2 separate regions of the Homo sapiens genome follow, and region 2 is linked to region 1. Evidence: read pairs that join two places in POLR2A ChIA-PET (ENCODE). Cell type or tissue: PC-9. All regions are shown on one strand. Each heading gives the region's core, and the rest is flanking DNA. Links, peaks and the distances in the headings are about the cores only.

Evidence for each region. Peaks named below come from ENCODE experiments on the same cell type or tissue, not always from the same donor. Only the 100,000 strongest peaks of a DNase experiment are listed, where the experiment ranks them.
Region 2: POLR2A ChIA-PET joins it to region 1 with 6 read pairs; 3 of 35 experiments call an interaction of 5 or more read pairs at or near these places.

Annotation. Positions count from the first base shown.
Region 1 is chr12:119,905,560-119,917,141 of GRCh38, reverse strand. No RefSeq gene overlaps it. Among named protein-coding and RNA genes, the nearest start is that of CIT, 34 kb to the right of the region's middle. In PC-9, for the core only: no CTCF peak of the experiment used is centred there; a DNase peak (open chromatin) is centred at 5,841; H3K27ac peaks cover 74 bases.
Region 2 is chr12:119,712,424-119,724,005 of GRCh38, reverse strand. It overlaps CIT (citron rho-interacting serine/threonine kinase), which reads left to right. Exons shown (of 48, transcript NM_001206999.2): 29 at 2,557-2,697; 30 at 3,421-3,528; 31 at 5,145-5,307; 32 at 5,597-5,761; 33 at 9,672-9,809; 34 at 10,358-10,538; 35 at 10,712-10,803; 36 at 11,311-11,415. It overlaps MIR1178 (microRNA 1178), which reads left to right and starts at 10,282; the gene lies at 10,282-10,372. In PC-9, for the core only: no CTCF peak of the experiment used is centred there; a DNase peak (open chromatin) is centred at 7,415; H3K27ac peaks cover 1,665 bases.

The DNA of each region.
Region 1 (11,582 bases), core at 2,463-10,462:
CATCTGCAGTCCCCCACTTCTCTTGGCCCAATTTGAGAACAAACACATACACACCGAACCACAAGAGAACGACTGATTTAGAACAAATTAAATAAAGTAACATGTAGGATGTCAACACCACGCGCTCCAAGACAGGACCCAGCACACCTACTCTGAGTGTGGAAGACAGGCCAAACCATGTGCTAAACCACCAAGTACCCTCAGGTCAGAAGCAGGATTGGCAGCACTTCCACTTCCCGAGTGAATTCAAACTCTGTGATTCTCATCCAGGGGTGATTTTGCTCCCGAGGGGACATTTGACAATGTCTGAAGACATTTTTTTTTTTTAATTTTTTTTGGAGATGGAGTCTTGTTCTGTTGCCCAGGCTGGAGTGCAATGGCACGATCTTGGCTCACTGCAACCTCTGCCTCCCGGGTTCAAGTGATTCTCCTGCCTCAGCCTCCCGACTAGCTGGGACTATAGGTGCCCGCCACCACACCCAACTAATTTTTGTATTTTTAGTAGAGGCGGAGTTTCACTATGTTGGCCAGGCTGGTCTTGAACTCTTGACCTCAGGTGATCTGCCCGCCTCAGCCTCCCAAAGTGCTGGGATTGCCGGCGTGAGCCACGGCGCCCGGCCTTAAGACAGTTTAGGTTGTCACAACTAGGCAGCGGGTGGGAGTGCTACTGGCATCTAGTGGGCTGAGGTCAGGGAGGTTCCTCAACGTCCAGGGCATCCCCCCACAACAAGGAATTATCTAGCTTAAAATAGCAATGGTACTGAGGTTGAGAAACCCTGATTTAATAGAAATAGAATTTCCAGAGGGAACAAGAATCATAACCACATCCCTGGACGTCAGAATAATCACGGATGAATACAAAGCCCCGTTATTCAACACGGCATTGTATACAACACTCTACCAGGCTCTGGAATCTTGCTGTCCACCAGCGATCCCACTCTTAGGTATTTACCCAAGAGAAGTAAAAACATACCTCCATACAAAGCTTAGTGTGTGAATGTTCATAGCAACATTATTCATAATAGCCCATATGTGGAAGCAACTCAAAATGTTTACTGTGTAAACAAAATGTGGTCTATCGTTACTACTCAGCTATAAAAAGAAATGATGTACTGATATACGCTACGACGTGCCTGGGCCTCGAAAACGTTATGCTCAGTGAAAGGAGCCAGATGCAAAAGACCACATATTACATGATTGTTTTTATATGACATACCCAGGAAAAGCAAATTATAAAGACAGAAAGTAGAGTCGTGGTTGCCTGGAGCTGGAGGTGGAAATGGGGATTAATTGTAAATGGGCATGAGAGACCTTATTGGGGTGATAAAAATATTCTGGCCGGGTGTGGTGGTTCACGCCTGTAATCCCAGCACTTGGGAGGCTGAAGTGAGCAGATCACTTGAGGTCAGGAGTTCGAGATCAGCCTGGCCAATATGGTGAAACTTCGTCTGTAATAAAAATAGAAAAAATTAGCCAGGCATGGTGGCATGCACCTGTAGTCCCAGCTACTCGGGAGGCTGAGGCAGGAGAATCACTTGAACCTGGGAGGCGGAGGCTGCAGTGAGTGGAGATTGCACCACTATACTCCAGCCTGGGAGACAGAGCAAGGTTCCGTCTCAAAAAAAAAAAAAAAAAAATATATATATATATATATAAACCTGGTGATGATATGGTGATGATGCATAACTCAGCAAACTTTCCAAAATGTATTAAACTGTACACTCAGGATGGCCAGTTAATCTCTTGGTGTTCTTAGGTGCATCATCTATAAAATGGAATACATAGTACTTACCTCACAAGACCGTTTTAAGAAATAAATAAAATTTATTTTCCAAATATAAACATAATGGCCAAACTTTTTCTTCTTCTTTTTTTTTTTTTCCTAGAGACAGGGTCTTGCTATATTGCCCAGGCTGGTCTTGAACTCCTGAGCTCAAGTAATCTGCCCGCCTTGGCCTCCCAAAATGCTGAGATTACAGATGTGAGCTACTGTACCTGGCCTGACCAACCCTTCTTCAATCTAAGTTTAAGTTGCATCAGAGATGCTCTCTTTCTACATTTTGCTGGGATCAGCAGGCAATACTCCTGGGTCCTATTATGATATGGATAGGAGTCATTTTTACCCAAAGTTATGATTGGAATGGATTTGCTTCCACATACTTCAGCCAAAACAGAATTGAAAAAAAATAAATAAAAAGGAGTTTTTGGGAGGTTATATTCTGTAACAAAAACCCTCTCTCTAAACAGACCCGACTGGTTTAGGTGACATTCCAGGACTTGATTACTTCCTATAGGTGCCTCCTTGCATTTAAAGAATCTCTGCCATGTTCTACTGAGTATGGTAAGAAAGTTCTCTCAACTCTGTGTTGACAGAATTATTTGAGTAATTAGACACAGTTCTCAACACAGAGAGAACTGTATCTAATTACTCAAATAATACATGCTCATTATTAAATAAATCAGGTGGGGCATGGAGGCTCATTCCTGTAATCCCAGCACTTTGGGAAGCCGAGGTGGGAGGACTGCTTGAGTCAAGAAGTTTGAGACAAGGCTGGGCAACATAGTGAGCCCTTGTTTTGTTTTGTTTTTTTTTTTGTGGGGGGTGCAGTCTCGCACTGTCGCCCAGGCTGGAGTGCAGTGGTGCTATCTTGGCTCACTGCAAGCTCCGCCTCCCAGGTTCATGCCATTCTCCTGCCTCAGCCTCCCGAGTAGCTGGGACTACGGCACCCGCCACCATACCCAGCTAATTTTTTGTATTTTTTAGTAGAGACAGGGTTTCACCATGTTAGCCAGGATGGTCTCGCTCTCCTGACCTCATGATCCACCGGCCTCAGCCTCCCAAAGTGCTGGGATTACAGGGGTGAGCCACCGTGCCCGGCCTGAGTTACTTCTTAAATAATTACCAGCATACAACTGACTCACTCTGCAAGATGCACACCAAAGTCTTTTTTTCATTTCTGTGGAGAATGGGGTCTTGCTATGTTGTCCAGGCTGGACTCAAACTCCTGGGCTCAAGCTATCCTTTTGCCTCTGCATCTCTCAGTGTTGGGATTACAAGTGTGAGCCAATGCACCCCGCCCAAAGTTTTTACCTAACAAATAGGTCCTGTTCTGCAGAAGTCAGTGCCAGGGTCTTGGGTGGGGAATAATTTTTGATGCCAAACTGAAATAATTGGAAGCATCAGAATCTAGTCTTAAAGAGTTTATTCAAGCGAAGAGCTGGGAATAGCCAATCTGGGAGACAGACTCCAGAGAAATGAGGTGAGAGTTCCGAAGTTGAAAGTTAAGTTCTTGGTTATAAGCAGAAAACAGAGTCTAGTAGAATGGTAACATTTTCTACATAAGCCTGGTTTATGAGTTACAACAATTTAATTAGTTACAGTTTGTTTTCTTTTCCTTAAGGCTTGTTTTCTTTTCTTTACAGCTGGCTTGCATTTCCTTTCCAATTTAAAAGAGTATATTTAGCATTCCATCTTAAGACAATGTGATAGCTATGAAATCTTTGTGTGAGAAGGGTAAGCAGGAAGTTAATCTATAATGAAAATCAACAGTAAAGAGGCAAGGGGTCTTCTCTGGTGCCCTTTAGTCATTTGCAACATTTTACAAACAACATAGTTTAGGAAGATGGCTAATCTGGCTAGGCACTGGGGCGCGGTGGTTCACACCTGTAATCCCAGCACTTTGGGAGGCTGAGGTGGGCAGATCACAAGGTCAGGAGATCAAGACCATCCTGGCCAACATGGTAAAACCCCATCTCTACAAAAGTTAGCTGGATGTGGTGGTGTGCGCCTGTAGTCCCAGCTACTTGGGAGGCTGAGGCAGGAGAATCACTTGAATCCATGAGGCAGAGGTTGCAGTGAGCTGAGATTGCATCACTGCACTCCAGCCTGGTGACAGAGTGAGATTCCGTCTCAAAAACAAAACAAAAAGGCCGGGCCCGGTGGCTCATGCCTGTAATCCCAGCACTTTGGGAGGCCAAGGCGGGTGGATCACGAGGTTTGGAGATCCAGACCATCCTGGCTAACACGGTGAAACCCTGTCTCTACTAAAAATACAAAAAATTAGCTGGGCATGGTGGCAGGCGCCTGCAGTCCCAGCTACTCAGGAGGCTGAGGCAGGAGAATGGCGTGAACCTGGGAGGCGGAGCTTGCAGTGAGCTGAGATCGTGCTACTACACTCCAGCCTGGGTGACAAAGCGAGACTGTCTCAAAAAAAAAAAGGAAAAAAACTAAAAAAAACAAAAACAAAAACAAAAAAAGAAGATGGCTAATTTATAATCAGAGAAACAAAGGTTACAGCTGTCTAGGTTACAGCTGCCTATCACATGACTCAGTCCCCATAATCACATTCCTTTAAGGCTCAAAATAGAGTTTCAATGGCTTAGATTTTGAATTACTTATTTTTACATTTTGTATATAATGGATAGAGTGTAATCCTCATTTCTTTCCCATACCACAGTATGCATTTCACCCAAGATAACCACTGATACATTTTATATATATTTCCCTAACTTTTCCCAAGCATATGTCAATAGATCTTTATCTTATTTGTATGGGATGGCACTGTACATCCCATAAGATACCTTGGCATATGTATCTTAGATATTTTTCTTTGTACACACAGAGTCATTATTTATTTATTTATTTATTGAGATAGAGTCTTGCTCTGTTGCCCAGGCTGGAGTACAATGGCATGATCTTGGCCCAGTTATTATTATGATGTTAGGAAAAGTTTTTTACTGTAAGGCAAATTTCTAGAGGAAGAATTGTTGGGACAAAAGGTTAAAACATTTCTTATTTTCATAGATGTTGCCAAATTCCTCTCCAAAAAGGTTTCTGCCGATTTCAGTTTCTACCAACAGTGTATGATAAGAATTAAAATATATATATATTTTTTAGGCCAGGTGTAGTGGCTGAGCCTGTGATCCCAGCCTTTTGGGAAGCTAAACAGAAGGATTGAGGCCAGGAGTTTGCGACAAGCCTGTACAACAAAGTGAGACCCCATCTCTAAAAAAATATTTTAAAAATGAGCTTCTAGATAAGATTTAATGTTCTAATTGTTGTTGGCAACCATAGCTGAGACTTAGTAGTGATGATGATTGATTTCCTCATGAGCCTTTTGTTCTCTTTCCCTGGTACCTTTATTTACATCATTATCTCTAAGTACATCCCACCAAGCCTTCCAGATTTATTATAACAGTACATCCCAACAAGTCTTCCAGATTTATTACAAATACCACCTCTAGCCCAGTGGCTTTCAACTGGGGACAACTGGAAATATTTGAAGACCCCTTTGGTTGTCAGAACCAGAGGTAAAGGGTATTGCTGGCATCTAGTGGGTGGAGGCCAGGGATGTTGCTAAGCATCCCACAATGTGCAGGACAGCACCACAAGAAAGAATTATGCAGCTGAAAATGTCAAAAGTGCTAAGGTTGAGAAACCCTGCTACAATTTTTTTTTTAATAGAGATAGAACCTCGCTATGTTGCCCAGGCTAGTCTCAAGTTGATTTATCCTTTCTCTACACACTTGATGCTTACTGTCCCTTCTTCAGTTTTGGCACATAATAAATTGCTTTATATCATCGCTCACTCTCTGTGTCCGTTGAGATTCTTTTGTTGGAAGTGATAGGAATTTCAACTTGAATACATTTAAACAGTAAATTGAGCTTATTGGCTCGCATAACTGAGTTTCTGAGGTCATGCTGATTTCAAGTGAAGCTTGAGCCAATGACTCCAATGATGTCAGTGAGGACCCAGTTCTTTTTTTTTTCCTATTAGTTGTGGTCAGTTTCATCCTAAAGTCCTCCTTTTCCACCTACTTGTGCTATGAGTAAAGCAGATCAAGTTTCATATCCTTATATTTTACTGTCCAGAGCTTCATAGTAGCCACTAGTCACACGTGGCTCTTGAGAAATCTGTTTAGGTCTGATTTGAGATGTGCTGAAGGTATAAAATACACATGTCAGATTTCAAAGACTCACTATGAAAAAAAAGAATGTAAAATATTGATTTTTTTCTACTATTGACACACTGAAATGATAATATTTTGGTTATATTGGATTAAATAAAACATATTATTAAAATTAATTTCACCTTTTCCTTTTCCTTTTTAAGCTGCAGCCAATAGAAAATTGAAATCTCAATATGAAGCTCACATTATATTTCTATTGGATAGCACTAGTGTAAGAGAAGAACCTCTTCTGAAATCTTCCTCAAGAGAGAGGAGACTTTTCTTTCCCAAAGACCACAGTAAGCATCTCCTTACCTATCGTTGACTTTGGTTGGGTTTCTGCTTCAATTGTGAACCAATCATCATAGGGAAAATGTACGGGATAAGTTGATTGGCTGATGCTGGATACAGGCCCACCCCTGGAGGAGGAGTTGGATCAATATTGCCTAAAGTTTATGGCTGAGAAGATGAGGACTGAGAAGATGAGGGAGGGAGGGAGGGGGGTTTCACACAGGATTTTTTTTTTTGAGATGAGTCTCTATCTGTTGCCCAGGCTAGAGTGCAGTGGCACGATCTTGGCTCACTGCAACCTCCACCTCCCGGGTTCAAGTGATTCTCCTGCCTCAGCCTCCTGAGTAGCTGGGACTACAGGCTTGCGCCACCATGCCCGGCTAATTTTTGTATTTTTAGTAGAGACGGGGTTTCACCATGTTGGCCAGGCTGGTCTTGAACTCCCGACCTCAGGCGATCTGCCCACCTCCGCCTCCCAAAGTGCTAGGATTACAGGCGTGAGCCACTGCACTGGGCCCACACAGGATATTTTGGATTCTGTTTCAGAAGGTAGGGTAAGGGACGTTGACTCTCAGCTCTTAGCTTATGCTCTCAGTTGCAAGTAATTTATAAAAAAAAAATTTGTTATTACACAAATGACATATGCGGATTATTTATAACTTTAAGAGCTGTCCACTGTGCCCTTTAGGTTGACAGTTCTCCCTTGGGTAAGACTTAAAGCAGTTTTCATCTGGATTGTATACATCTTGAGTACCATGCCTCATTATTCTTTGTGTCACAGTCCATGTCTGACACTGTGCTTTGGCCCATGGTGCTAATGAACTGTAATGGTGATGACAGTGGCAATGGTGGGGATCTCCATGTACACAGTTACATTTCTAGAGATGGACGCACCTCCACTGGGAAGCATCCAAGCAATGCTCAGGGAGCTGTGCCCACCAGAGCAGCAGTGTGGATTCCTGGTATTTGGAGGGGAGGTAGACAATGGAAGGAGAAAGAGGGAGCAGATAAGAAAATACCATCATCCAAGATCGTCCTCAATTTGGGGTAAATGCTATACTGGAATTAAAGGATTCACGGCAGAGGATGGTCAGCCATGGGATGGAGATCTTGATGTTTAAGCTAAAGTGATGTTAGCAACCAGTTTGGACAGTGCAGAGGACAGACTGTAAGGTGGCCAAGGTGGTCCCCATGATCTTCATCTCCTGGTGTTCAGATCCTGTGTGATCCCTTTGCCTTGAGTGTGGGCAGGACCTGTGATTTGCTTCTAACCAGGTGACTATGGCAAAGATGATGGGTTATCACGTTACATAAGATTGTCGTGTGTGTCTTGCTGAGAGACTTTCTCCCTTGCAAGCTGCCATCTTGTGAGCTGCTCTGTGGACAGGGCCATGGGGCAAGGGAAACTGGGAGTGGCGTCCACTGACAGTGAGTAAGAAGCTACAGCTACAGCTTTCAAGGAACTGAATGTTGCCGGCAATCATGTGGGCTTAAAAGCAGATTCTTCCCCAGTCAGACCTTGGAATGAGATCCCACTGCCCTGGCTGGGACTTTGATTGCAGCTTTGCAGAGCACCTACCTAGGCTGTGCCTGGACTCCAGACTCACAGAAGCTATGAGATAATAAATGCAGGTCGTTTTATGCTGCTAAGTTTTGGCAGTATTGTTATATAGCAATAGATAATGAATACAGATAGATCTGGCTGGGAGTGGTGGCTCATGCCTGTAATCCCAGCACTTTGGGAGGCTGAGGTGGGAGAAGTGCTTGATCTCAGGAGTTCAAGACCAGCCGGGGCAACATAGCAAGACCCATCTCTTAAAAAAATTAAAAATTAGCCAGGCATGGTGGTGTGCACCTGTAGTCCCAGCTACTCAAGAGGCTGAGGTGGGAGGATGGCTTGAGCCTAGAAGCTCGAGGTTACAGTTAGCTATGATCATGCCACTGCACTCCAGCCTGGGAAACAGGATGAGGCCCTGTCTAAAAACAACGACAAACAGACAGACCTGAGTGATATGTCCATTTAATTTTCAGCAGGCATTCGGAGCAGCTTATAGGGTTGTTCTTGTTTTATTGACTAGTATCAGTGAATAGAGAGACACTTTAGTAGCTTAGAAAACACAAGACTCTCTCCATACATTATTTTATGATGGATAGACCCCAATTTCTGTCATTGATTGGCTGCCATAAATATTTCCAAAAAATGTTCAATCTTAATGATTTCTTGTTCCTTGAAGAATCTTAGTTACACAGAGTGAAAAACTGGTGGAGAATCTTAGGTGAATTACCCTTTTGTTAGTGCTAGAATTAGTTTTTACTTGGCAAAGGAAAGGGAGCTGGAAACTGTGCTCTTGAAGGCACAAAACCTGGATTTTCAAAGGCTGTTTTTTTAGACCCTGCTAATGGGGAACAGAGAGAAAACTGCCTTGGAAGGGCAATCATCTTCAAACCACACCACCCCTGAAGGAGAAATTTGATTCTAAAAATACACTACCAAGCACGCCAGTTGAAAGAGAAATGCCTAATGGTTGTGGAAAATCTTTATGCCCAGAGAAATTGGTCACATTAAGGTCCTGTCTTGCTTTTATCTGCTGTGAACACAATGTATGTTGATGCATCGACCCATTGTTCTCCCTTTTCAGGAGTTTCATCTTAGATAACAGCAAACTGTGGGAGTTCACAAAATCGATTCATTGCTGTTCTGTTATTTCCTGTTTAGCATGTGCTAGAATCTGCCCTACCATCTAAGGTTCACACATTTCTGCTTTTAAATTTTTAGAATTTATTTTGCCTTTTTTTTTTTGAGACAGGATCTCACCCTGTTGCCCAGGCTGGAGTGCAGTGGTGCGATCTCGGCTCACTGCAACCTCCCCCTCCAAGGTTCAAGCGATTCTCCTGCCTCAGCTCCCCGAGTAGCTGGGATTACAGACACCCACCAGCATGCCCGGCAAATTTTTGTATTTTTGGTAGAGATGGGGTTTCACCACGTTGGCCAGGCTGTTCTCGAACTCCTGACCTCAGGTGATTGACCTGCCTTGGCCTCCCAAAGTGCTGAGATCACAGGCATGAACCACCATGCCTGGCCTATTTAACTTTGTTTTTGTTTTACAGACAAGGTCTCGCTGTGTCACCCAGGCTGGAGTGCAGTGGCATGATCATAGCTCACTGCAGCCTTAAACTCCTGGGTTCATGCGCATGCGATCCTCCTGACTCAGCCTCATGAATACCTTAGACTACAGGTGTGTACCACTAGGCCTAGCTAATTAAAAAAATTTTTTTTTTTTTTTTGTAGAGATAGGGTCTTGCTGTGTTGCTCAAGGTGGTCTCAAACTCCCTGGCTCAAGTGATCCTCCCGCCTGGGCCCCCCAAAGCACTGGGATTACAGGTGTGAGCCACTGCAGCTGGTCCATGTTTTTATGCCATGAAATAATATATTCTTGAAGACCTCCATGATATAAGGTGCATGCCAAAGGAGTTTGATCCTTTTTCTTGCCTTTTGTCACAGAACAACTCTGGAGGAGGCAGCCAGGGCTCAAAAGCTGATAAAAAAGCTTCATGGACTCCATGGTCCAAAGAAAGAAGAAAATAACTGGAGTCCCCTCTTCTATTAAGAAGTAACCAAATAGGCTGGGCATGGTGGCTCATGCCTATAATTCTAGCATTTTGGGAGGCCGAGGCGGGCAGATCACTTGAGGTCAGGAGTTCAAGACCAGCCTGGCCAACATGGCGAAACCCCGTCTCTTCTAAAAATACAAAAAAATTAGCTGGGTGTGGTGGCATGCACCTGTAATCCCAGCTACTTGAGATGCTAGGCAGGAGAATCGCTTGAACCCAGGAGGTGGAGGTTACAGTGAGCCAAGATTGAGCCATTGCACACCAGCCTGGGCTACAGAGTGAGACTTAGTCTCAGAAAAAAAAAAAAGTAACCAAACTACTTCGCTATCCACAGCCTCACTCTATCCCATCCTGCATCCCAGCCTGTGTATTGGGGGAGGGAAGGTGTTAAACCGAACTGAGTTCTGCTCGCCTGGCACGGTAAGGCCAGATATCCACATGGAGGTTTGCAGCAGGAGAAGGGAAGGTATTTATATGCAGGGTGCCAAGCAAGGAGAATTGGGCAGCTAATGCTTACGTCCTGACCTCCCTGATGGTTTTTAAAAGCAGGGGTAAATTTTAAGAAAGCAGAGTTATAGGCAAAATTGTAAATCAATACATGGAGGGTACACCTTGGTTTTTGGCCTAAAAAGGCAGGATACCTTGAAGTGGGGCCCCCAGGTTATAGGTGGATTCAAAGATTTTCTGATTTGCAGTTGGTTAAGGAAGAGAAGCTTTGTTTAAAAATTTGGGGTCAGCAGAAAAGAACGTTAGCTCCTGGCTTCCTCCAGGCCCTTCAGGAACAAATTTAGAACAAAGAATGGTGGTCAGAGGTCGGTCATCAGTCTCCCCTCATCTGAGGTCTGTGCGCCCCTGGATGCCATTTGGTAGGGGTCTGGGTTTTTGAAAAACAACTTAGGGATGTATGTTTTTTTTACTTTTTTTTTTTCTGTTTTTGTTTTTGTTTTTTTGAGACAGGGTCTCACTCTGTCACGCAGGCTAGGGTGCAGTGGCGTGATCTTGGTTCACTGCAACCTCTGCCACCGGGGTTCAAGTGATTCTCCCACCTCAGCCTCCTGAGTAGCTGGGATTACAAGAGTGAGCCACCATGCCCGGCTAATTTTGTATTTTTAGTAGAGATGAGGTTTCACCATGTTGGCCAGGCTGGTCTCGAACTCCTGACCTCAGGTCATCCACTCTCCTCAGCCTCCCAAAGTGCTGGGATTACAAGCGTGAGCTAGAAGCTGTTCTTTGAGTTGGAGGGCACCTGGCAGAAGCGAGAACCAAAGGCATCTCATTCCTAGGGTGGCCAGAGTGGCTGCCTACTTGGGCTGCAGAATTGTCGATGGACTCTCTGGGCTCACGGTGTTTTTCTTGTCTGTTCTCATGCATTTATTCTTCCTGAAGAATTTCATTTTCAGTTCTCATGTCTCTGCCATACCTCTCCCTGAAACCCTGAAGTTGGAATTCTTTTTATTTTTGTTTTTGAGACAGAATCTTGCTCTATTGCCCAGGTTGGAGTGCAATGGTGCTATCTCCGTTCACTCTCTCTGCCTCTCAGGCTCAAGTGATTCTCCCACCTCAGCCACCCAAGTAGCTTGGACTACAGGCACGGACCACCACACCTGGCTAGTTTTTGTATTTTTTAGCAGAGATAGGGTTTCTTCATGTTGGCCAGGCTGGCCATGAACTCCTGACCTAAAGTGATCCACCCACCTTGGCCTCCCAAAGTGCTAGGATTACAGACATGA
Region 2 (11,582 bases), core at 3,456-11,455, 190 kb after region 1:
TTCTCTTTTTTAAGTGAAACATTTTAGATCCCCTCAAGCTTTGGATGTTCTTTTCTGGTAGATTTGTCTTTCCACAGAGAGTTTCTACAAGTCCATGTGGTCTGAATAGCACTGAATACATTGGGATCTTTCCGTCTCCATACTGGGCTCTAAACCTCTGCCAATTACCTGTGCTCTTTGGGTAGTTTTGATCACATCATTGACACCACTGGTCTGTTAAATCACTACCTGCCCTTCCACAAGTTTGCTTTTTCTTAAAAACATCTTTATGTTCTAGATTTATTCCATTGACAATTTAAAAAATACCGCCCTACTGAAGTTTTTCTTGTTGGTCTTGATCCATTCTTCCAGCCCACGGGGGTTGTTTCATGCTCTTGTTCTATCATCCAGGCCCTTTCTTTTTCCTCCCAGTTTCCTGTCTTTTTCCTTACAGTTTCCTCGTGAAATTGTTGGACAGGTCTAAACACACAGCTAAGATCCCCCTTTCAGCCTAACACTGGCCCATGAATATACCTCTGTTTGCTTCTTTCTGGGAAGCAGGTAAATGCTTCTGAAAAACATTTCATAGAGTACAAATGCCCCGCTTACTTTTTTTTTTTTTTTTTTTTAATGTATAGGGAATAACCAGCCTATTTCTTGGAAAGCTAATGGACAGTTGATGCGTTTATTCTAGAAAAATATTTTGGGCTCGGCTGTCACCAAACAGATTCTCGTCCCCAGCACTTGTTTCTCTGGTTTCTGCCTAGTAATTAATGTTGTCCTAAAATAGTGGGAAGAAACTAAAGAGGGTAATTTGCAGAAGAAATCACTCATGCTGCGGAGGAGGGTATCTTAGCTGTTTCTTTCCTTTTTTCCTGTATTTTAGGGGGCTCTGTGGTTTGATTGAGAAATTCCAGATTACGCACACGGGCCAAATGATTTTTTTTTTAAATTTTCGTTTTTATTTTTTTAGAGACAGGGTCTTGCTCTGTCGCCCAGGCTGGAATGCAGTGGCATAATCATAGCTCATTGCCACTTCGAACTCATGGGCTCAAGCGATCCTCCCACCTCAGCCTCCCAGAGTCCTGGGATTTCAGGTGTGAGCCACTGTGCCTGGCCCCAGGTGATCTTTAGTTGGTAGCTCTTCCTTTGTGGCAGTACTGTTAGGGAAAGGCAGACGGGAGGATGAGAGGGAGCACCTTAACTGAATGGAGGGAAGAAAGAAGGACAAAGGAGATGGAGAGGATAAACATTCAATAAGCACCTACTGTATACTGGGCACTTTGTTCAATATGTCATCCAATGAGGCAAGCTAGTATACCCACTTTCAGATGAAGAAACTGAGGCTCTGAGAGGTGATAAATACAGATTTTAACAGGTATCAGTGATATGATAAGTGTAAAAGTCAGGATTTAAACCAGGGTCTGTAAGAATCCAGCATCCAGGTCTTTCTACTGCAACACGATGCCTTAGGGAATCAGCTACATGTTAAGAGGAAGGGCAGGTGAGGAATATAAATGGAAAGAAAAACAGAGGTAGAGAGAAGCAAAGAGACAGAGAGGGCCAGGAAATGCTGAGATTATCAGTGGCTCTGGGCCTGCTGGGATGGAGGAGTTTGGGGGCTGCCATAGGCCTTTTGGAATCTCCAGTGATGATGTTTATTGCTTTGAGTAGCTCTCTGTCCCTAAGTCTGCAGAGGACCCAGGCTACCAGGGAAGAGATTATTTGGGCCACACTAAGTGTAGTTAAGCTATAATCCAGGGTTTGGATAAAATCAAGCACTGTCTCATCAGGATGCCTGCTCTCTCCTGCTTTTTTAGAAACGGATGCATTTTAGGAAAAAGAACCACAAAACCAGCGTCTTTATAGCCTGTCCTATTTTCTGGTTAACTTCCATTATAAAAATTGGAGCGAGATTTGCAGCACAAAACTATTTTCAATATACTTAATTGAATTTCTTTTCTGGGTTTTACCAACACTCTGTACTATAACTGGGATCTTCTTCTTTTCCCCCAACGTTGTAGAAATATGTCTCATGATTGTGGTTATTCATGTACTTGTTGGGGTCTCTTACCCTAATGGGACCTTTATTAAGTAAGGGATGATATGATTTCTCTTTGTGTATCCCACACTGCCTGCATGGAGTAATTTCTCATAGCAACAATTAAGATCTTGAAAACAGAAAATAAAGACATTGGAACTTAGTTGTCATGGCACTGAGTCGAACTGCCTTAGATGTCAACTCAGATGGCTCATGCCATCCAAAATATCCTCACCTTAATGTACCAAAATATCCTCAATTGGAACTCTGTCTGGGAAGGCCATCCCTGCAGCCTGGACTTCCTGTGACGGTAGGGATCCTCGGACTTGTTGGCCAGCAGAGGTTTCTGTGCAAATTCATTTTAACTGTGCTTGCATCCTTTTGGAATAGATGACAATTGGTAATTCTGAATTGAGATGATTTCAAAAGCTGTACTTCTGGTGCCATGCCTGAAATTAGTTTGAAATAGGAACAGCAGGGGAACAAATTGTATTGTGTGCAGTATCAAGCATTTCCCTGGCCCTTCTCCCCACTAGCAAGCCAAATTACAGCAGCAGATGGACCTGCAGAAAAATCACATTTTCCGTCTGACTCAAGGACTGCAAGAAGCTCTAGATCGGGCTGATCTACTGAAGACAGAAAGAAGTGACTTGGAGTATCAGCTGGAAAACATTCAGGTGAGGACTGGCAGAGGGAATCTGCTTAAAAATGGTCTGCACGGCTGGGCGCAGTGGCTCATGCCTGTAATCCCAGCACTTCGGGAGGCTGAGGAGGGCAGATTACTTGAGGTCAGGAGTTCGAGACCAGCCTGGCCAACATGGTGAAACCCCATCTCTACTAAAAATACAAAAATTAGCCTGGCGTGGTGGCGGGTGCCTGTAGTCCCAGCTACTCGGGAGACTGAGGAAGGAGAATGGCTTGAACCCGGGAGGTGGAGGTTGCAGTGGGCTGAGATCACACCACTGCACTCCAGCCCGGGCAACAGAGCAAGACTTTGTCTCAAGAAAATAAATAAATAAATAAGTCTGCAGAGGCAAAGCATGATTGTACAGTCATCTGGTAAAATGGTCAGTATCTTTGTGCTGCATATTGTGTGTATTTTCCCCAAGATTTTATTTTCAAAGATTGCAAACATTCAGAGAAGTTGGAAGATTTCTATAGTGACCATGACCTACAAGGAACCTGTTGCTATTTTTACTTTTTCACATATTTATCTATAAATATATCTTTTTTCTCTTTTGCAGTAAAACTGGACTAAATACATACTGACTCAGTACTGTTTGTGTTGGATTTTCATATATTAGTGTCCTAACAACTTCACTTTTTAGTTTCTTAAAGTACCAACTTTAAAAGTATACTTCTGTCTGGATTTGAGGTTAGTTTGTTTTCTTGAATTTTAGGTTCTCTATTCTCATGAAAAGGTGAAAATGGAAGGCACTATTTCTCAACAAACCAAACTCATTGATTTTCTGCAAGCCAAAATGGACCAACCTGCTAAAAAGAAAAAGGTGAGTCAAAGTGTTTGAAAAGTGGGAATTGTCAGTTTCACTCATCATTCATGGCTCAGTGGACACCACTGTGATATATGATCATAGGAACATAGAAGAAAACAAAGTATACTTTTTTTGTTGTTTTATTTTGGGTTGAAAAATAGATTTTGAGATAATTATAATAGGTCTTACTGAAAGATATCAGTGATCAAGTCTAACAAACTACTTTTTGTTTATGACCATTCAAATCATAGTATCTTTGTTAAAGAAGTAATCCCTCCCCAGCCCACACACATAGCAGTTGGGGCAGAGGGATGTATGCAGAGAGAAAGATTTATACCAAGTCATGCATACATGACTCTAGAGGGAGTTAGCAAGTCACAAGTATGGGGCTTCAGCAGTTCAGGTCTCTCGTACCACACTCCAGAAAGGACTTTAACAGTGATCTAGTCCAGTCCTTTTGATCGGCTCACAAAGAGACTAGAACTCAGGGAGCTGGGGTGACCTGCCTGAAGTGTCTGACTGGACACTTCTCCCCTCTGCCAAGTACTGAACAACCCTTTTAGATTGCAGGAGACAAATTACAAACTAGGGGCAGGGTTATACATAGTGCACATGAGAAGATTGTTTTTCATAAGCCTGATCTATACATGCTTTCCCAAACCACTAAAGCCTTCATACTAGGTTTGGCCAGGTGTTCTCAGTTCCAGAAAAGTCTTGAAGAAGCTTGCAGTTTCCTTCCAAATGCAGAAGCATACCATAGCAGCAGTGGCAGTGGTTTTGCAGGAGAGGCCTTGATGACTTGGAATACCTAGGAGGAAGGAGTGGAGGGCTGAAGTTGACAGTTGTCTCAATATTTCCGGTGCCATCTTCGCTGTAAGGGCATGAGCACAACATTCAGAGGCCGCCTCCCACTAGACGTTGGCTGCACGGGAAGGATTTTCTTGCATGCTGCGTGACTGTATATGGTTGTTATGCTTATGATATTTAATCTTTTTTATTTTAGCAGTGAACTGTTACCTGGTTATGTCACTTGATTTAGTTAGGGTGTTTCCATTTGTTATTTTTTTTAGTTACCTTTTTTTTAAGTTGCATTATTCTGTTTTCCTTTTTTTTCCATGTATAGTAAATATTTTCATTTGCATTTTTTTTTGAGTAAGCCCCTTGTTTTGACCTCATTTTAGCATTCCTTTTAAAATTTTGCTTCCTTTTACAAAACACTCATCTCTGTGTCTTGTAACTGAGCATCATGAGACATATTCCAAGGCAAGAGTGACCTCTGAACCATCTCTCCTGACTCCATACTCCATACTCTCCTGATTCCATTTTTTGAATGGGAAAGACTCAGGACATGACTCTCCTGTCTTGGCAATGCTAGAGGAAGAGGTGGTGGCCATTCAAGCATCTTTAATCCTCTTGGTGAAAACTTCCGCACCCCTATTTTTTTCAGCCGGCTGGAACGGGCTGTGGCTCAGCCTACCCTTCCCCCCCTTCACATGCCATTTTTACTAAATACACTTACAGTGAGTATGCTCCTGGCTTTTGTGGTTTGCTCCTCCCGAGTCAGATTTCCTTTAGCTAGTTTCAAGTGCCAGTTTCCAGGAGTTAGGAGATATCTCTGTTTCCATTGCTAGGGTTTATTTAGTCGACGGAAAGAGGACCCTGCTTTACCCACACAGGTTCCTCTGCAGTACAATGAGCTGAAGCTGGCCCTGGAGAAGGAGAAAGCTCGCTGTGCAGAGCTAGAGGAAGCCCTTCAGAAGACCCGCATCGAGCTCCGGTCCGCCCGGGAGGAAGGTAGGGGCTCACTCTCTCCAAAATGCTCAAGGATGTGGAAAAGGCAGAGGATTGATCTCAGTGAGATCAGCCAAGACTAACTAGCTCAGTGTCTTCGTTTATGGCCCATACGCTTTCAGACCAGACATCCCATGTCTGAAAAACGTATGGCCCCTGTGCATTGCCAAGTTGATGTGACGCATATTCTTTTGGTCTTGGGTCCTTGAAAGATAGCCCAGGGACATTCGGCTTAGTTTGGTCCTCTAGGCGACCCAGCTAACCAAAAGGCATTGTCCTGGTCTCTCTGCAGCTGCCCACCGCAAAGCAACGGACCACCCACACCCATCCACGCCAGCCACCGCGAGGCAGCAGATCGCCATGTCCGCCATCGTGCGGTCGCCAGAGCACCAGCCCAGTGCCATGAGCCTGCTGGCCCCGCCATCCAGCCGCAGAAAGGAGTCTTCAACTCCAGAGGGTACGTTGGAGTTGTATGGAAATTTCTTTTAGTCGACTAAGACATGTGGGCATATGGTAAAAATTACAAGTAATACTAGGGGTTAAAGATTAAAAAGTCAGTCTTGGCCAGGCACGGTGGCTCACACCTGTAACCCCAGCACTTTGGGAGGCCGAGGTGGGCGGATCACCTGAAGTTGGGAGCTCAAGACCAGCCTGACCAACATGGAGAAACCCCGTCTCTACTAAAAATGCAAAATTAGCTGGGCATGGTAGTGTATGCCTGTAATCCTAGCTACTCGGGAGGCTGAGGCAGGAGAATTGCTTGAATCCGGGAGGCGGAGGTTGCGGTAGCCGAGATTGCGCCATTGCACTCCAGCCTGGGCAACAAGAGGGAAACTCCATCTCAAAAAAAAAAAAAAAAAAAAGAAAGAAGTCAGTCTCCTGGCTCCCCATCCTCAGTGTTGGTTCATATATGTGACCACATGTCTATACCATTCATGTATCTTACATTGTGTGATTATATTTAAAGAATATGAGAAAATAGGCTGGGCATGGTGGCTCACGCCAGTAATCCCAGCACTTTGGGATGCTGAGGCAGGCGGATCACCTGAGGTCAGGAGTTTGAGACCAGCCTGGCCAACATGGTGAAACCTCGTTTCTACTAAAAATACAAAAATTAGCTGGGTGTGGTAGCATTCTCCTGAAGTCCCAGCTACTTGGGAGGCTAAGGCAGTAGAATCATTTGAACCCAGGAGGTGGAGGTTGCAGTGAGCCGAGATCACCCCACTGCACTCCAGCCTGGGTGATAAAGTGAGATTCCATCTCAAAAAAAAAAAAAAAAAAAGAAAAGAAAAGAAAAAAGAATATGAAAAAATAAGCACATCTCTCTCTCAGGCCTTTTTTCTTTTATAAATATTATAGTGGTGGCTCACGCCTGTAATCCCAGCACTTTGGGAGGCTGAGGTGGGCGGATCACCTGAGGTTGGGAGTTCGAGACTAGCCTGACCAACATGGAGAAACCCTGTCTCTACTAAAAATACAAAATTAGCCGGGTGTGGTGGTGCATGCCTGTAATCCCAGTTACCTGGGAGGCTGAGGCAGGAGAACTGTTTGAACCTGGGAGGCAGAGGTTGCAGTGAGCCAAGATAAAGCCATTGCATTCCAGTCTGGGCAACAAGACTGAAACTCTGTCTCAAAAACAAAAACAAGAAAACGTAAGCTTATCTTTCAGGCCTTTTTTCTCTTATAAATATCATAGCACACTACAGTATACACTGCAAGACACCTTCGTTTCATTAAAGTGCTATCTTAGAGGTTTCACATTAGTACATAAGGACCTACCCCATTCTTTCAGAGAACCACACAGTATTCCGTGGTGTGAGCATGCAATTCACCTGTTAAGCCAGGCTCCTGTTGATGGCCATTTAGGTTGTTTCCAATCCCCTGTTACTGTAAACACCTTGCAGAGGACATCCTGTGCCTCTGTGGGTGTTGTGCCTGGAGAAATTCCTGGGAAATGAATCACTGGGTTAAAGGTCATGTACATTTTGAGTGCTGGTAGTTTGTGCCAATGTTTATTTCTACCAACAGTGTGAGGAGTTTTCTTGCTGGTCTCAAATGTACTCCATTTACCTAGAGATTAAAAGGACTTAAGAAAAGGCCAAGGAAGCTGTTTGGAATGTCTTAGGAACACTAGGGTAGAGCTGTGGTTTAGCAATCATGGCATTGCAATCAAACCTGTTTTGGTTGTAAACCAGATGGTGTTTTCTTGTTGCTGTTGTTTTTCTTTAGCCTGAAGTCATTTTCTTCCTCCTGTGTTTATATAACTCCTTGAATCAAAGAGCTTTACTTTTTTTTTTTTTTTTTTTTTTTTTTTTTTTTTTTTGAGACAGAGTCTCGCTCTGTCGCCCAGGCTTGGAGAGCAGTGGTGTGATCTTGGCTCACTGCAACCTCTGCCTCCCAGGCTCAAGCGATTCTCATGCCTCAGCTTCCTGAGTAGCTGGGATTATAGGCATGCGCCACCATGCCTGGCTAATATTTTTATTTTTAGTAGAGATAGGGTTTCACCATGTTGGCCAGGCTGGTCTTGAACTCCTGACCTCAAGCGATCCACTTGCCTTGGCCTCCCAGAGTGCTGGCATTACAGGTTTGAGCCACTGTGCCCAGCCCAAGAGCTTTACTTTTAAACTCATTAAAATGGTGATGACAAGATAGAGGAAAGCATTGCTTCTGGCTGTGGTGTCCACTGAAATGTCCCTGAATAGTGATAGTACTACAGTATATTGCTCCTTTGTGTATACTGCACCACACAGTTTCAAAGTGCATTCCTGTTATTTATTCCTTGCACCTTTCCAAGAAAGGAAGGGGGGTGATGTTGTAAGGAGAGCCTACCGTATAGTCAGTCAATCTCCTACCAGTAACATGTTCTTAAAGCCTGATTCCTAATCACTGGATAATGGAGATTTTAAGTTGAGTCTTATAAATCTAGATGCATCTGTTAGTGTTAATACTTTCAAAATCTGTAACTAACCTGTTCTAATGGTTTTAACAGTTTCATTCAGATGTAATTTGCATACCGTACAGTTCGCTCATTAAAAATGTACAATTCAGTCTTTTTCAGTAAGTTTACAGGGTTGTGTAACCCTCATCACATTCTAATTTTTGAACAATTTTGACACCCCCCCACCCAAAAAATACTCCATACACATTATCAGTCCCCCGCCATTCTCCTTCCACTAATGTTCTTCTTAGCAACCACCAATCTACTTTCTGTCTCTGTCGATCTGCTCTCTTAGACATTTCATAAAGATGAATCATACTGCATGCGGCCTTTGTGTCTGGCTTCTTTCATGGAATGTAATGTTTTCAAGGTTCACCCATGTTGTAGCATGTATCAGAACTTCATTCCTTTCATGGCTGAATAATACTCCATTGTGTAGATGGCACATCTGATTATCCATTAATCCATTTTCATTAGTCCATTTTCACACTGCTGATAAAGACATGCCCAAGACTGGGTAATTTATAAAGAAAAAGAGGTGTAATAGACTCACAGTTCCATGTGGCTGGGGAGGCCTCACAATCATGGTGGAAGGCAAAAGGCATGTCTCATGTGGCGGTGACAAAAGAGAATAAGAACCAAGCGAGAGGGGTTTCCCCTTATAAAACTATCAGATCTTATTCACTACCACAAGAACAGTATGGGGGAAACCACCCGCATGATTCAGTTATCTCCCACCAAGTCCCTCCCAACACATGGGAATTATGGCAGCTGCAATTCAAGATGAGATTTGGGTGGGGACACAGCCAAACCATATCACCATTGGTGGACATTTGTGTTGTTTTCACTTTGTAGTTGTCATAAATTATGCTGCTGTGAACATTTATGTACAGATTTTTGTGGGTACATATGTTTTCAGTCCCCTTGGATATATAGCCAGGAGCGGAATTGCTGGGTTCTGGGGTAACTATGTTTAACCTTTTACAGAACTACCAGACTGAGTTCCAAAGTGGCTGCACCATTTTTACATTCTCACCAGGAATGTGTGAGGGTTCCAGTTTCTCCACATCCTCATCAACACTTATCTTCCTTTTTTTAGACTGTAGACATCCTAGTGGTTGTGAAGTGGTGTCTGCTTGGGGTTTTGATTCACATCTCTCTAACGACTGATAATGTTGAGCATCTTTTCATTTGCTCGTTGGCCATTTATCCTCTTCGGGGAGGTGTCTATTTAAATTCTTGGCCCATTTTAAAATTGGGTTGTCCTTTTATTATTGAGTTGTAAGAGTTCTTTATGTATTCTAGATATGAGTCCCTTATCAGAGATTTGATTTGCAAGTATTTTTTCCCTTTCTGTGGGTTGTCTTTTCACTTTCCTGATGGGATCATTTGCAGTACTCTAATGATTTTTTAAAACATTTTCCTCCAGAATTTAGTCGGCGTCTTAAGGAACGCATGCACCACAATATTCCTCACCGATTCAACGTAGGACTGAACATGCGAGCCACAAAGTGTGCTGTGTGTCTGGATACCGTGCACTTTGGACGCCAGGCATCCAAATGTCTCGGTAAGATCAGTAGTTGTGCATCTGTGCTGGGCACCTGTGCATCTCCAGCTTAAAAAGTCTATCAGGTGGAGGTGATTTTTTTCTAACTCATCATATAGTGCATTCATTTTCGAGCTTCTTACTTCAGTAGGAGGATGCTATTTTTCCCCTGTTGAAGCTGTGAGTTTATATATGTCTGCAGCTCATGACTCCAGCCTGCTGCTCAGAGTGCCTTAGGCTTTGCTAATTTCCAGCCCCTTTTTGTCAGGCTGGTCTCTCCCTACCTTTCCGCTGACTCCAACTGAAACATGCAAACGTGTTCTTTACACACCTGTTTGTGGGCGGTCTGGATTGAAGCCTGGAAAACTGGGTCAAGAGCACTTGGCACTTTTGTTTTCCCTTTCTGCAGGGGCCTGGCACCAGGGGAAGCTCAGGAGACTACCTGCAAGCCAGGGCCAGACTCTCTGGGCCCGGCTGGGGTAGAGAAGCCCAGGCGTTGGCTGGCAGAGGAAGGGAAGGGTCCAGGGTCAGCTGAGCATGCCCTCAGGTTGCTCACTGTTCTTCCCTAGAATGTCAGGTGATGTGTCACCCCAAGTGCTCCACGTGCTTGCCAGCCACCTGCGGCTTGCCTGCTGAATATGCCACACACTTCACCGAGGCCTTCTGCCGTGACAAAATGAACTCCCCAGGTCTCCAGACCAAGGAGCCCAGCAGCAGCTTGCACCTGGAAGGGTGGATGAAGGTGCCCAGGTACCATGTCAGGGTGGCTTGGGCTGGAGCAGGTGCTGGCACAAGCCACTCTGTCCCTGATGTTTTCTAGGGAAGTGTCTTTTCTAGGAACTCTGCCACCCCCTCATCCTATCCTCCAGCCGGATGTTTCTTCTGAGTTCAGACATTTTTCTTTTCCATCTTTCTTTCCCCAGGAATAACAAACGAGGACAGCAAGGCTGGGACAGGAAGTACATTGTCCTGGAGGGATCAAAAGTCCTCATTTATGACAATGAAGCCAGAGAAGGTAAATTAATAATTCAGGGGGAAGGTCATTGCACGTGGCTAACCCAGGTCTCCCCAGTGCTGGCGCGAAGGCTTTGTTTTTTGGACTGCCTTGCAAGCCTTCTACGCTTTTCCATTTTTGAAACTTACAAACCAAATGACTTCTCTAAAGGTTATTGGTGCGATACTCACATCTATAGGTCTCCCCCCTGAAGAACCCGCAGGGCGCTGCCCTGAAGATTCCACCTGCTAATACACCTTCCGAGAACTTCTGCCTCAGTCAACTAACCCATAAATCCGCATCGTCATCAGAAATTTGACTGTGCTACTCATCTGACACACTTTATTTTTTTTTATCTTCCCTCTCTGCCTTCTCTGCACACCTCTGTCCCTTCCTTGTTCTCGTGCGCCTCTCTTTACACACGTACCCTGTCTCTCTCTCCCTTGCTGTCTCTCTCGCTCTCTCTTCTCCCCTTGTTCTTGTTCCTGTTCTTTTGTTTTTCTTTCTGCCCTTCCTCTTTGCACCAAGCTGGACAGAGGCCGGTGGAAGAATTTGAGCTGTGCCTTCCCGACGGGGATGTATCTATTCATGGTGCCGTTGGTGCTTCCGAACTCGCAAATACAGCCAAAGCAGGTGAGGAGGAGCCGGAGGAGCCCCGCCCTGGAGGTGGGCCGGGCTTGGCCAATCAGCAGGGACAGAAGGGGTGGTACAGGGAAGATTGGCTCTGCAAAGGAGGCCCATCTTCCTCCGCTCCCCGCCTTGGCGGTAACTGGGATTTGCGTGGTTTGGTGGGCATCTTT